Regions from separate parts of the Homo sapiens genome. Here region 1 is linked to region 2. Evidence: chromatin contacts called from ENCODE Hi-C or POLR2A ChIA-PET data. All regions are on one chromosome and are shown on one strand. Each heading gives the region's core, a stretch centred on a gene start or an enhancer-like site at or near the end of the contact. The rest is flanking DNA. Distances are from core to core; before and after follow the strand shown.

Region 1 (5,809 bases), core at 2,167-4,666, 75 kb after region 2:
AAATAATGGTTTCTAAATACCATTCTCCACTAAAAGGAACTAGAGCTCTTTGGACAAGTGGATGATTCTAGGACCTAGGCAGAAAAATATAAAGATGAGTTTGGAACATCTTGTTGCATCAGAAAGCAAGAAATGATCACAGAATGATGCAGATACGTCAAAAGGACACAGGAAACAGCTTGAAGGGGCTCCCACTGACCAATCTAAAACAATCAGTACTATGTTTTAAAAAGGTTAGTATTAAAAACAATTTTTTTCTTTGAAATCCTTAAGATTTTTGTACACCTTAATCTTCTTTCTACTGTATTCTCATCAATGTATTTGGAAATTTAAATTTCTAATAAGTAGTCTACTGCCATAAGTGTGTGTGGCACCTTATAGAAGGCGTAAAGTACACAGCTAAGAGTAAACTCCTGTTTTTGGTATCAGAGTTTATACCAACAACAATGGGGGCAATGTCCAATTTTATATTCATTTGAGATCAGACGTTCCTTGTGGCTTTCTCATTTTGAAATCCAGTAACATGTATGTTTATAGCTTTACTAGAGGATGAGTAAAATTATTAATAGTAACACATACACAAGAATTTCTGATTCACTTTTTGACTTGCATTATAGTTCAAAACCAAGTGCTGAGGCACTGCTTTACCAGCCAGAAATGCCATTGTCTCCTCTCACTTACCTATAGTAGGAGTAGTAGGTTTGCTACTAACAGCACCAACACTTAATCGTGGAACTAGTCTCCCTTGGTTAGGTCCCTAGGGGATTTAAAAAACAAATTAATGTTAAGATGTGACACCTAAATTTACCAGGAATGAAATTAGGATTGCTGATGTAAATGATTATGGATAATCCATGGCAAGAAAGTCCTGTTTTTGTTCTCTCAGTGTTCTAAATCCAACATTTAATCTGGGGTTTGTATAAACATATATACATCTCTATCTATATAAAAATAGATATGAATACGTATAAAATCTTATGCAGTATTAAAGTTTAAGATAGCGGTTATCCCCATTCAAATAAGACTGTAACTACTTTGTGATTTTTAATCTTAACTGGTCAATTTCTTAACCCAAAAAAGAATAAAACTCTTATAGTGGAACTTCAGAAAAGGCAGCCTATTATGGGGAGAACTTTTTCAGTGGTGGGAGAGCTTTATGTCATATTTTAGAAAGCTGGCCTAATTCCTGATGGTATCATTTCCTCTGTTATTAGGCCTCACTAAAAAACTATGATATAGTGGAAAGACTGGGAGTTATGAGGCTTGGAATCAGTCCTAGCTTTGCTACTAACTTCATAAATGAGTTCAGGCCCTGCTTCCTGATGTGAAAAATGACTGTTGAGTTAGATGAACACTAAAGTTCCATCTAGCTCGAAAATTTTTTAAAATTAAAAAAATTCTAGTAAGTTATCTTAACCTTTAATCTACTATACTAGCTACAGGAATTTGCTTTTCACAAAGTCCCCTATCATATTCCACCTTTTAAAAAAAGAAAAGTTGACTAAAATTTCTTACCTTTTTAATTAAGGACTTCAGCCTATAGTTTGGAGCTGTTAAGCAGTATCTATCAGGTGGCAGTCTAGGTCCTGCATATGGCTTAATCAGTGGCAAAGGGGTTTGATTTTTCTGCCTTGCGATATCCAGTAAAAACTTAAAAAAAAAATCCTTATTAGAACTACAGTTTTAAAAATTGTAAGTAAAAATAACTTCAAATCAAAGTTTGCTCACATCTCTTGGGGGAGGAGAGGTAAAAGATTGGTCAGCACGACACTGGATTGCCAGTCTCACATCATCTGCATCAACATTAGGTTTCTTAGCATGGCTCGAATAAATTTTTGCATCATCCAGAATTGTAGTCACATAACCTATAAGAACAAAACAATCTTTTCTTAAACATATGAAGACAGCTTAATATTTATGGCTACTTGTCTTAATAAAACTTTCCACTAATTTGTAGACGGTTTATAAATTTTGTGGGTTTTTGTAGAGACAGGGTCTCGCTATGTTGCCCAGGAAACTCCTGGCCTCCCCGCGACAGCCTCCCGAAGTGCTGAGATTACAGGTGTAAGCTACTGTGCTCAGCCTAAATGCTGATTTTAATAAGTAATTGTCCTGTCTATATGATCAGTTTTAAACAGATATCACAGTGTGAATACTACTGTCCCCTAGCTTGAGCTCCTTTCGTTCTTTAGGCTGAATTCTATGATACTGTTAACATAATTTGGTTGAAAATGTTCTTACAAGGCTGGGTGCGGTGGCTCACGCCTGTAATCCCAACACTTTGGGAGGCCGAGATGGGGGGATCACTTGAGTCAGTAGTTCGAGGCCAGCCTGGGCAATATGGCGAAACTCCCTTTCTACTAATAATACAACACTTAGCCGGGCGTGGTGGCAAGTGCCTGTAGTCCCAGCTCGGGAGGCTGAGGCACAAGAATCGCTTGAACCCAGGAGGCGGAGGCCGCAGTGAGCCAAGATCGCGCCACTGCCTTCTAGCCTGGGCAACAGCGAGTCCCTGTCTCAAAAAAGAAAATAAAAGAAAATGTTCTTACAATAAAAATATCTTTTCAAGTTCACAAGTTAGGCAAGTTTTTGGTGTTTCATTAACTTACGGAAAGCAAATTCCAACATTTGATTTATAACCCTTGGTTCATACTCTGTGATTCCCATATCCTTCAGGATCTGTGCCATCACCTGTGGATTCAAATAAAAACACCAGATGCAGAATTTGGTACTGGAAATCAAGGCTGCACTGAAGGGTAGTATTTATATTTATGATACAAGGTTCCCCTTCTTTGGGCTCCAAAGTCCTACTCACCCTTGCCCTCCCAAGTGAGTCAGTGATCACACGAAATCGCATAGTACGCTTTTGCAGAAAACTTTTATTTTTATTTTTTGGCGGGGTTGGGGGCGGGGTGTGGGGCAAAGAGAAGACAGAATTTGGCTTCTCCAGCAGAGGTAAGTAGCTCCAGCTGGTTGTCATTTTTGGCTGTGGCGGCGGGTTAAGGTAGCATCAGAACCCTGGACGCGGAGTCAGGGCTGGCAGATAGCTAGAGACGAGGGGGAGGCAGGGGCCCGAAGCCCAGGACACAAAGCTGGGCAGCCGTTCCGCAAGCTCCACTGGACCGCGACCCTCTGGCAAGACTTGGCCCAAGCGGCGAGATAGGGGCCCGGGGGCCAGGGCGCATCCCCATCACCCTCTCCTCCTGACGGCCCTGACTAGACTGAAACGAGCGTGCGAGCCGACCCTCAGGCCCTCAGCGTGGCCCCGCCTCGCAGGTCCCTGGCTGCACCTGGCTTCGCGATCCGCGGCTTATCCTTCGCACTTACCAAGGCATCTCTCGGAGCGTTCTTGGGAGGCGCCATCTTGCCCGACTCCATGTTATCCAGCCACTCGTCATCCGCGGAGACAGAGGAGAGAGGAGAGCTCGCGGGCTCCTCGCTCAGGCTCCACCCCTGCGGGGAGCGGGAGGAGGGAAACGGAAGGCGGGGTTACGTGCCAGCCGCCGGGGGCGGGAGTTTCAGCAAGCCGCTGGCCAGGGGAAGAGACGCGCTGGGGTGCCCGAGTTCAGTATTGGAAGAGGCAGGTAATCCTTCCCCATGGAGCCTGCTGGGGCCTGAAAGAAGTAGAGGGGCCGAGAAGCTCGACTTCCCAGAGTTGTTTCCCGGCAAAGGGCACCAAGTGGGCCAACCTCACCTTTGCGGGGGTCCCTCCTCACACCTCCACGGCTACCACCTTTGCCCCTTTCGGCCTCCCGGAATTCCAGACCCAGTCGGTGTTAGGGCTGCTTGGTCCAACACAGTTGGACCCGTTACGTTTGAATGTCACATCAACAAGGAATACATTTTTAGTATAAGTATATCCCAGATTTGCACAGGCCATACTTATGCTACGAAATAATTGTTCTGATATTCATATTTAACCGGGTGTCCTGGATTTTTATTAGCTAAATCTGACAATCCTACCCAATAGCTTGCTCTCCCCACAGCAAGACTTTGGTCAGCCCTTGTCACACTCAAAGCCCTACCGTGGCTGCCCATTTCACACTGATGAAAAACTAAAGCCTTCACTCGGCCCGTTAGAGACCCTCTAGCCTCTCTTGGCCCTGGAGCAGCTTCCTGTCTCCCCGCTGAGGCCAACACAGGACCCTTCCTTGCCTCCCAGTTACACCCTTCCCAGCCCCTCACCCACAGAACAGCCCGAATGACTTTTCGTGAGAACCTACCATCCAGCCCCAGTGACTTTCAAAAAATGTGCATCAGTTAACTATCTCTGGCTTAAAATGTCGCAGATAACTCATTCTTACCCTCCACATCCACCAACGCCCTAGGATTCTCCCTCAGGAACAGGAACCGTGACTCACCCAGGCCAGAAACGGAGCAGGCAGCCATGTTGGCGCTTTCCCTCACAATCCACACTCAACCTAGCAACAAGTCTTGTCCGGGTGACCTCCCAAAGTTCTATCCATGTCTCCACATCTCCATCCAGTGCTACTATGCTAACGAGTCCAAGCCAACATCCTTACCAAGATTACAGAAATATGCTCCCCAAATAGTGTCCCCCCACATTCCTTACACAGCTAGACGGACCTTTCAGTCATAAATCCAATCATTATTTTCCTTAAAACCCTCCAGTGGCTCTCCTCACAAACACTTACACAAATACATACTAATTTCCCAGGCTTAGCGGGTCCTTCAGTTTTGTGGCGCAGCTCACCTCATCAGACTCATCAGAATCAGCAGTCCACCTGGCCGCCATCTTGAAGTTTGGGCAGGAACTCCCCCCAACCAAGAACCATGTGTTCTCAATACATTGTTTCCAGTGAGAGCACGTGCTCCCACGCTGAGCTAGTGCCTTTCTCCACTCTTACTGTGGCCAACCTCTGTGTAAAACTAGTAACAGTCCCTTGCTTTTGAATATTTGCAAGGTACATTTAAAAATAGGTGGGGGCCAGGCACGGTGGCTCACGCCTGTAATCCCAGCACTTCGGGAGCCGAGGCGGGCGGATCACTTAACGTCAGGAGTTTGAGATCAGTTTGGCCAATGTGGTGAAACCCTGTCTCTACTAAAAATACAAAATGTAGCCGGGCATGGCAGGGCACGCCTATAGTCCCAGCTACTCAGGAGGCTGAGGCAGGACAATCGCTGGAACCCAGGAGGTGGACGTTGCAGTGAGTCGAGACTGCGCCACTGCACTCCAGCCTGGGCGACAGAGCGAGACTCCATCTCAGAAAAAGAAATAAAATAAAATAAAAATACGTGGTATATTTGCAAGGTACAACATTTAAGACTACTTTAAAATACCCTAGTAAAAGAAAGCCTCTCTCACCTGTTCCAGCCACTGATGTCACTTTCACAGATGGCACCATTGTTTATCAGTTTCTATTCTGTGCAATTTACAAATAGTATCTTGTTTATATATTTTTCCTCCCACTAGAATGGTACTATAGTCTTAGGGTGGCCAACCTTCAGAGAGCCAACCCAGGACATAGATGTGCTAGATGAAGAAAACCCATAACATATTATAAATAATTGTCCATATGTATCATTACTTAAGAATAAGTGTTCACTTGAAATTATATGTTTTTTATGTATTATTTTCTGTTACATAAGTGCTATTTAAACAAAACACTAGGACTAAACAGTGGCCATTAGTAGTAATTAATAGTAGGATAAGTTAAATAATATGTGTGAGAAAATCTGACAATATTTTTCATTATATTTCTGTCCTCAACAATTTAACTCTTGCACATTTAAATTTTGTACGTCGTATTGTGTATTCTTCATATACAGAAATATAAGACTTTTAAA
Region 2 (5,618 bases), core at 1,578-4,077:
AGAATTAAAGGGTCAGATGGGAAAGGAGTAAGGTGAGACAGCCTGGTCACAAGACTTGAACACAGCTGGAACCTAGAGGTAAAAGTAGCACACTGGTTTCAGGAAGGAAAGAGGGGAAGACAGGCCTCTCTCTACCAGTCAACTGTGCAATTCTAGGCACATTTGCTGGAACTGCTCCCAAAACAGGGCCTGAACCAGCTGAGCAACCCCAAGAGCTTCCAGGGAGCAAGAAATCTGGAGGAATCTGTAATGGGCAGAAGGTGAAATCTCATTAGAAACCTGTTTGCTTTTGTAACACATGACAAGCAGGATTTTGACACTTGCGAAGAAGCTCCCCAGAGCCTGGAGAAAAAGATGAAATCTGAAAAGGAAGAGAATGCTTCTTGCCTTTGGCCACATGTCCTAAGAGGTGTCTGAAGAGATATGTGAATCAATCATCTTGATTGCTGATTGATATGTGAGAGCAACCATCATAAGGCTTTGAAGATTCCCAAGAGAAGGTCCTTATTTTAGAAAAAATCTGACTACAGAAGGAGGAACAACAGGAACGTGTACCAAGTGTACTGTATTAGTCAGGGTTCCCTATAGGGACAGAACTAATAGGATATATATATATATATCTGAGTTTATTAACTTACGTGATCACAAGGTCCCACAATAGGCTGTCTGCAAGCTTGAGGAGAAAGGAGAGCCAGTCTGAGTCTCAAAACTGAAGAACTTGGAGTCCAATGTTTGAAGGCAGGAAGCATCCAACACAGGAGAAAGATGTAGGCTGGGACACTAGACCAGTCTTGCCTTTTCACATTTCTCTGCCTGCTTTATATTCACTCGCAGCTGATTAGATTGTGTCCACCAGATTAAGGGTGGGTCTGCCTTCCACAGCCCACTGATTCAAATGTTAATTTCCTTTGGCAACACCCTCGCAGACACACCCAGGATCAATACTTTGCCTCCTTCAATCCAATCAAGTTGACACTCAGTATTAACCATCACATGTACCAAGAGCTTCTAACAGGTATGTTGTTTTCCTTGACTCTTGATTGCATCCCAGCAATATACAGGGCATTATGGGAAGAAGTCCTTGGTTTCTCAGAATGGTACCAAGAAATAGATAGCATTGCTAGAGACTGAGGGATCAAGAAAAAATAATTTTTTCTTCAAAGTAACTCACTTCAGAAATTCCACCATAGACACTGGCATTACATAGAGGCAGACAAGCATTTATTTTAATATTGCCCAATAAGCCTCTGATCCCTGATACTTATACCTTTCTGCCCATACCCAGCAGCTTAAGCATTTCTTAAGAGTTTGAGGTCCCCACATACATCCCAAGATGGGTGTTGCCGTAACTACTGTGCAAAATCTGCTATACAAGTTATTATAATGCTTTAAAAATGTAATTCCAAGCTCAGTCTAATAAACTCTCTAAGACAGCATATACAAGTTTAGGGTTAATTTCCATTTTGACCACTGCAGTCATTCTTGATTGGGTTTCACCACACCTCAGATATGCCAGGAGCAGGCAGTTAAAAGGAGCAGGTAGAATTCTACACAGAACTCTGGGCTCAAATTACCCACAGTCTATGCAGTAGCCTTTGGGGAACAGGCATCAAGTTCTGTTTTGCACCACCTCTGCTGAGGTGGTAAGAGCACTGGATTTGAGGTCAGGAGGCTTGGATTTGAATTTCAGTCATACATACCCTCTTGGTAACTGGGTTCTTGTCAAGTGTCCAGGAAGAATCAGGTCACATGGACTTGAAGAGTGTTGAATGTGAAGACTTTATTAAGCAGTGGAAGTGGCCCTCAGCAGAAGGGGAGCTGAAAGGGGGATGGAGCAGGAAGAAGGCCAGGCTTCAGGGAAGCCATTTGTCCACAGATGGCAACTGCTAAAAGGGCATTATTTATAACGCACATCTTCTGGGGCTCCAGAGGTCATGGGCAACTGCTAGACACTGTTGCAAGCTGGTACAGGATTTGTTCCTGCCAGCATCTAAAGGCACTTGACCTGGCTCCTGCACCCACTCACCTGCGTGCTCCCCCTCCCTCAAGGGGTTTGAGGTCAATTTGAGCAAAATGAGTCCCCCCACCCACACCCTTGCAAGTCCCTTGAGGGAGTCAGGGAACTCTCCTGTCCTCCAGTCTCACTACTTCTCTGGGCCTCCTTTTCTCTTCTGTAAAACGTCATGGAAAATCGTGTGACAAGACTGAAAATTGTCAATGCTAAGCAATTCTGAAGTGCTTTTTCTGGGCATCAAGTTCCATTAGATCCCTTAGACTAGAGTATGGACCCTGGGTCACCTCCTTTCTCATTTCTTCCATTCCCACGCTAATGCTAAATAGTAGCACTGTCAAAAAACTGCCAAGGGTGGAAATGGAAGTATCCATTCCTTCCACTTCCACAGAGAAAGCCTAGAATATTTTTTAAAAAATAAGCTATTTACACTTTATAGCAAGCTTTTTTTTTGAGACAGAGTCTTGCTCTGTTGCCCAGGCTGTAGTGCAATGGTGCAATTTCGGCTCACTGCAACCTCCGCCTCCCGGGTTCAAGCGATTCTCTTGCCTCAGACTCCCAAGTAGCTGGGATTACAGGCACCCACCACCATGCCCAGCTAATTTTTTGTATTTTTAGTAGAAATGGGGTTTTGCCATGTTGGCCAGGCTGGTCTCAAACTCCTGACCTCAGGTGATCCACCCACCTCTGCCTCCTAAAGTGCTGGGATTACAGGCATGAGCCTCTGTGCCTGGCCTATAATGAGCTTTTGACTGAGACTCTTAAAGTCCCTTTTCACAGATGGTATAAGGCGTTATTTGAAGGAATGTCACACTCCTCATGAGAGTGAGTCATGAGTTCCATATGAGTCATGTTTTTTTTTTAAACTCTCACTATGACTCCATTACACATTTTGAGCTTTCCACAGACCCTTATTCTCTGCCCCTGTCTACAAGTTCACAATGCCTTTGAAGGATGCTGGCAAAAGCAATGGGGTCATCAGCCTTGGAAAGAAACTCAGAAGTTCTCATGAGGTATGATAAACCTCGTAAGTGTGACAAGATGAGGTTTCTGATCTCAGAGTTAAGTTTATCTCCTGCTGGAAAAGTGTTTGATTTGACTGCTGACAAATCTGTGCACTCTGTATTATGTAGGCTCCAGTGAAAGAGTGAGGTCAAAGACTGCTATTCCCTGATGGGTCAGCCCTTCTCTTCAGAAGCCAGTTGTGAAGGTTTCAGTGTTGAGGGGAAAATTTAGCTTGAGGGATGTGTGTGTTTGTGTTTCCCTCTGCTTAAGCTGTGGTGACCTTGGGAGGGTTGTGAGCTGATTATTTTCTGTAGTGATACACAAGGTAGAGACTGACTTGATAACTGAGGGTTGGGGTTAGTTCTAATATCCTCAGCAATGATTTGGTGCAGGGGCAAACTGAGGAGGAAGCCATGGGAATTGTTAGAAATCAAGGCCGGGCCAGGCACGGTGGCTCATGCCTGCAATCCTAGCACTCTGGGAGGCCAAGGCAGGCAGATCACTTGAGGCCAGGAGTTCGAGACCAGCCTGGCCAACATAGTGAAAACTCGTCTCTACTAAAAATATTACTTTTAATGGCAAAAGCCACAATTACTTTTGCAATAACCTAATACAAAAATTAGCTGGGCATGGTGGCGCATGCCTGTAATCCCAGCTACTAGCTGAGGCATGAGACTTGCTTGAACCTGGGAAATGGAGGTTTCAGTGAACCAAGATCATGCCGTGGCACTCCAACCTGGGCGACAGAGTGAGACTCTGTCTAAAACAGAAAAGAAAAGAAAGAAAAGAAAAGAAAAGAAAAGAAAAGAAAAAAGATATCAAGGCCAAACTCTGATAGGTTATGCCAGTTGTTTACAGAGTGTGGTCTCTGGAACCAGTAACATCAACATCACCTGGGAAATTGATGAAAATTCAAGTTCTTGGGCTGCTCTCCAGACAAGTGAATCTACAGCTTCTACGGTGGAGCCCAGCAATTCACAGTTCAACAAGCCTTCCAGCATGATTCTGATTCATGCTATTGTTTGAGAACTACTGGGTTAAGAGCTTTAGTTCTCAACCTGGGCTGCATACCCAAGTTGTTTGTTTTAAAATAGAAATTCTGGGATGGGGCCCAGTATCCCTAGATAACTCTGATGTTCAGGCAGGATTGAGAACCACAAGCACATTCTCTCCTTAGGGGCAAGTTACTTGGGATTATGGGAAGTTTTTGTCATGGGCCTTTCATCTCCTTGTTGGGATTATAGGTTGGAGTTTTAGGATTACATGGAGTTTCCTGGCCCAGGGCCTGTCTCTGTGATGGAATTGAGGCCGAGTTAAAAAGTGATGGCTGTGCTTCTTGATAGAGAAGTTAGGGTCTGTCTGGCTATTGGTCCCCCATCTCTCTCCTCCCTTAAAAATCTAGGCCAGGTGTGGTGGCTCATGCCTATAATCCCAGCACTTTGGGAGGCCAAGGTGGACAGATCAAGAGGTCAGGAGTTCAAGACCAGCCTGACCAACATGGTGAAACCCTGTCTCTGCTAAAAACACAAAAATTAGCCAGGCGTGGTGGCACGCACCTGTAATCCCAGCTACTCGGGAGCCTGGGGCAGGAGAATCGTTTGAACCTGGGAGGCGGAGGTTGCAGTGAGCCAAGATTGCACCGCTGCACTCCAGCCTGGGTGACAGAGTGCGACTCTGTCTCAAAAAACAAAACAAAGCAAAACAAAACAAAACAAAACAAAAACTCTAGAAGGCCAGGCACGGTGGCTCATGCCTGTAATCCCAGTACTTTGGGAGGCCAAGGCGGGCGGATTGGTTGAGGTCAGGAGTTGGAGACCAGCCTGGCCAACATGGTGAAACCCCGTCTCTACTAAAAATACAAAAAGTAGCTGGGCATGGTTGCACACATCTGTGATCCCAGCTACTCGGGAGGCTGAGGCAGGAGGATTGCTTGAACCTGGGAGGTGGAGGTTGCAGTGAGCTGAGATCGCATTGCTGCACTCCAGCCTGGGCAACAGAGTGAGGCTCTATCTCAATAATTAATTAATTAATTAAAAATAAAAAATAAATAAAAATCTAGAAGAAGCAGTTGGCCTTCTTTGTACAGAGGCCTGGAAGAAGAGGTTCTGCAGAAATAGTGAATGGTGGATGATGGTTGCCAAGATACAGTTATGTTAGCCCCTGAACCTTCTCTATTTCAAACTAGGCATCTCTAGTTATTTTAGTTCTTTCACCTTCTCCCTATTATGCCCAACTCCATTAGACACGTGGTATATGACCTTGGGCTTCTTTTGCTTTCATTTCTACATTTTAGAACAGGAACAATGCCTGTTATCACTCAAAATGTTAAGGGGACAGGCAGGGATGAGGGAAGGACCAATGAGGGGAGACTACCTACATTTGCCAATGTTTAAGATGCACAAGACAGTAAAACTATCTCCATTACACAGTGAATTTGTGTGTGTGTGTGTGTGTGTTGGTGGGGGGGGTCTCAACTCTTTATCATACTTGTTTTAAAAGTGATTTAATAGTGTTTTTCAGGGGCAAAATTTAGTTCATTCATTTAAATATTGAATTCTGGAGCAGTGGTGAGATAATACAAACTTGTGTTTGCAGTTAAGCC

The links. Hi-C counts contacts between places; a loop is a spot of excess contacts on that map. ChIA-PET counts read pairs that join two places held with the same protein, here RNA polymerase II (POLR2A). Pooled maps may share reads with other maps.
Region 1: a loop to region 2 is called in a pooled map, with 4 times the contacts of the local background. The contact joins the promoter of TAF9B here to the enhancer-like site in region 2. A Hi-C loop is called at or near these places in 1 of 37 single-sample maps with no recorded cell type and 6 of 50 pooled maps. POLR2A ChIA-PET finds 5 or more read pairs at or near these places in 2 of 52 experiments (T-cell and activated CD4-positive, alpha-beta T cell).

The regions. Positions count from the first base shown.
Region 1 is chrX:78,136,234-78,142,042 of GRCh38, forward strand. TAF9B (TATA-box binding protein associated factor 9b) reads right to left here and starts at 3,417. Exons shown (of 7, transcript NM_015975.5): 1 at 3,328-3,417; 2 at 2,610-2,691; 3 at 1,729-1,865; 4 at 1,516-1,650; 5 at 682-757. The coding sequence starts at 3,378. RefSeq lists an enhancer at 3,106-3,415.
Region 2 is chrX:78,062,249-78,067,866 of GRCh38, forward strand. No RefSeq gene overlaps it. Among named protein-coding and RNA genes, the nearest start is that of PGK1, 39 kb to the right of the region's middle. RefSeq lists an enhancer at 2,752-3,041. Within about 2 kb of position 2,828, at least 5 of the 41 ENCODE cell types and tissues checked have a DNase peak (open chromatin) inside an H3K27ac peak, as active enhancers do.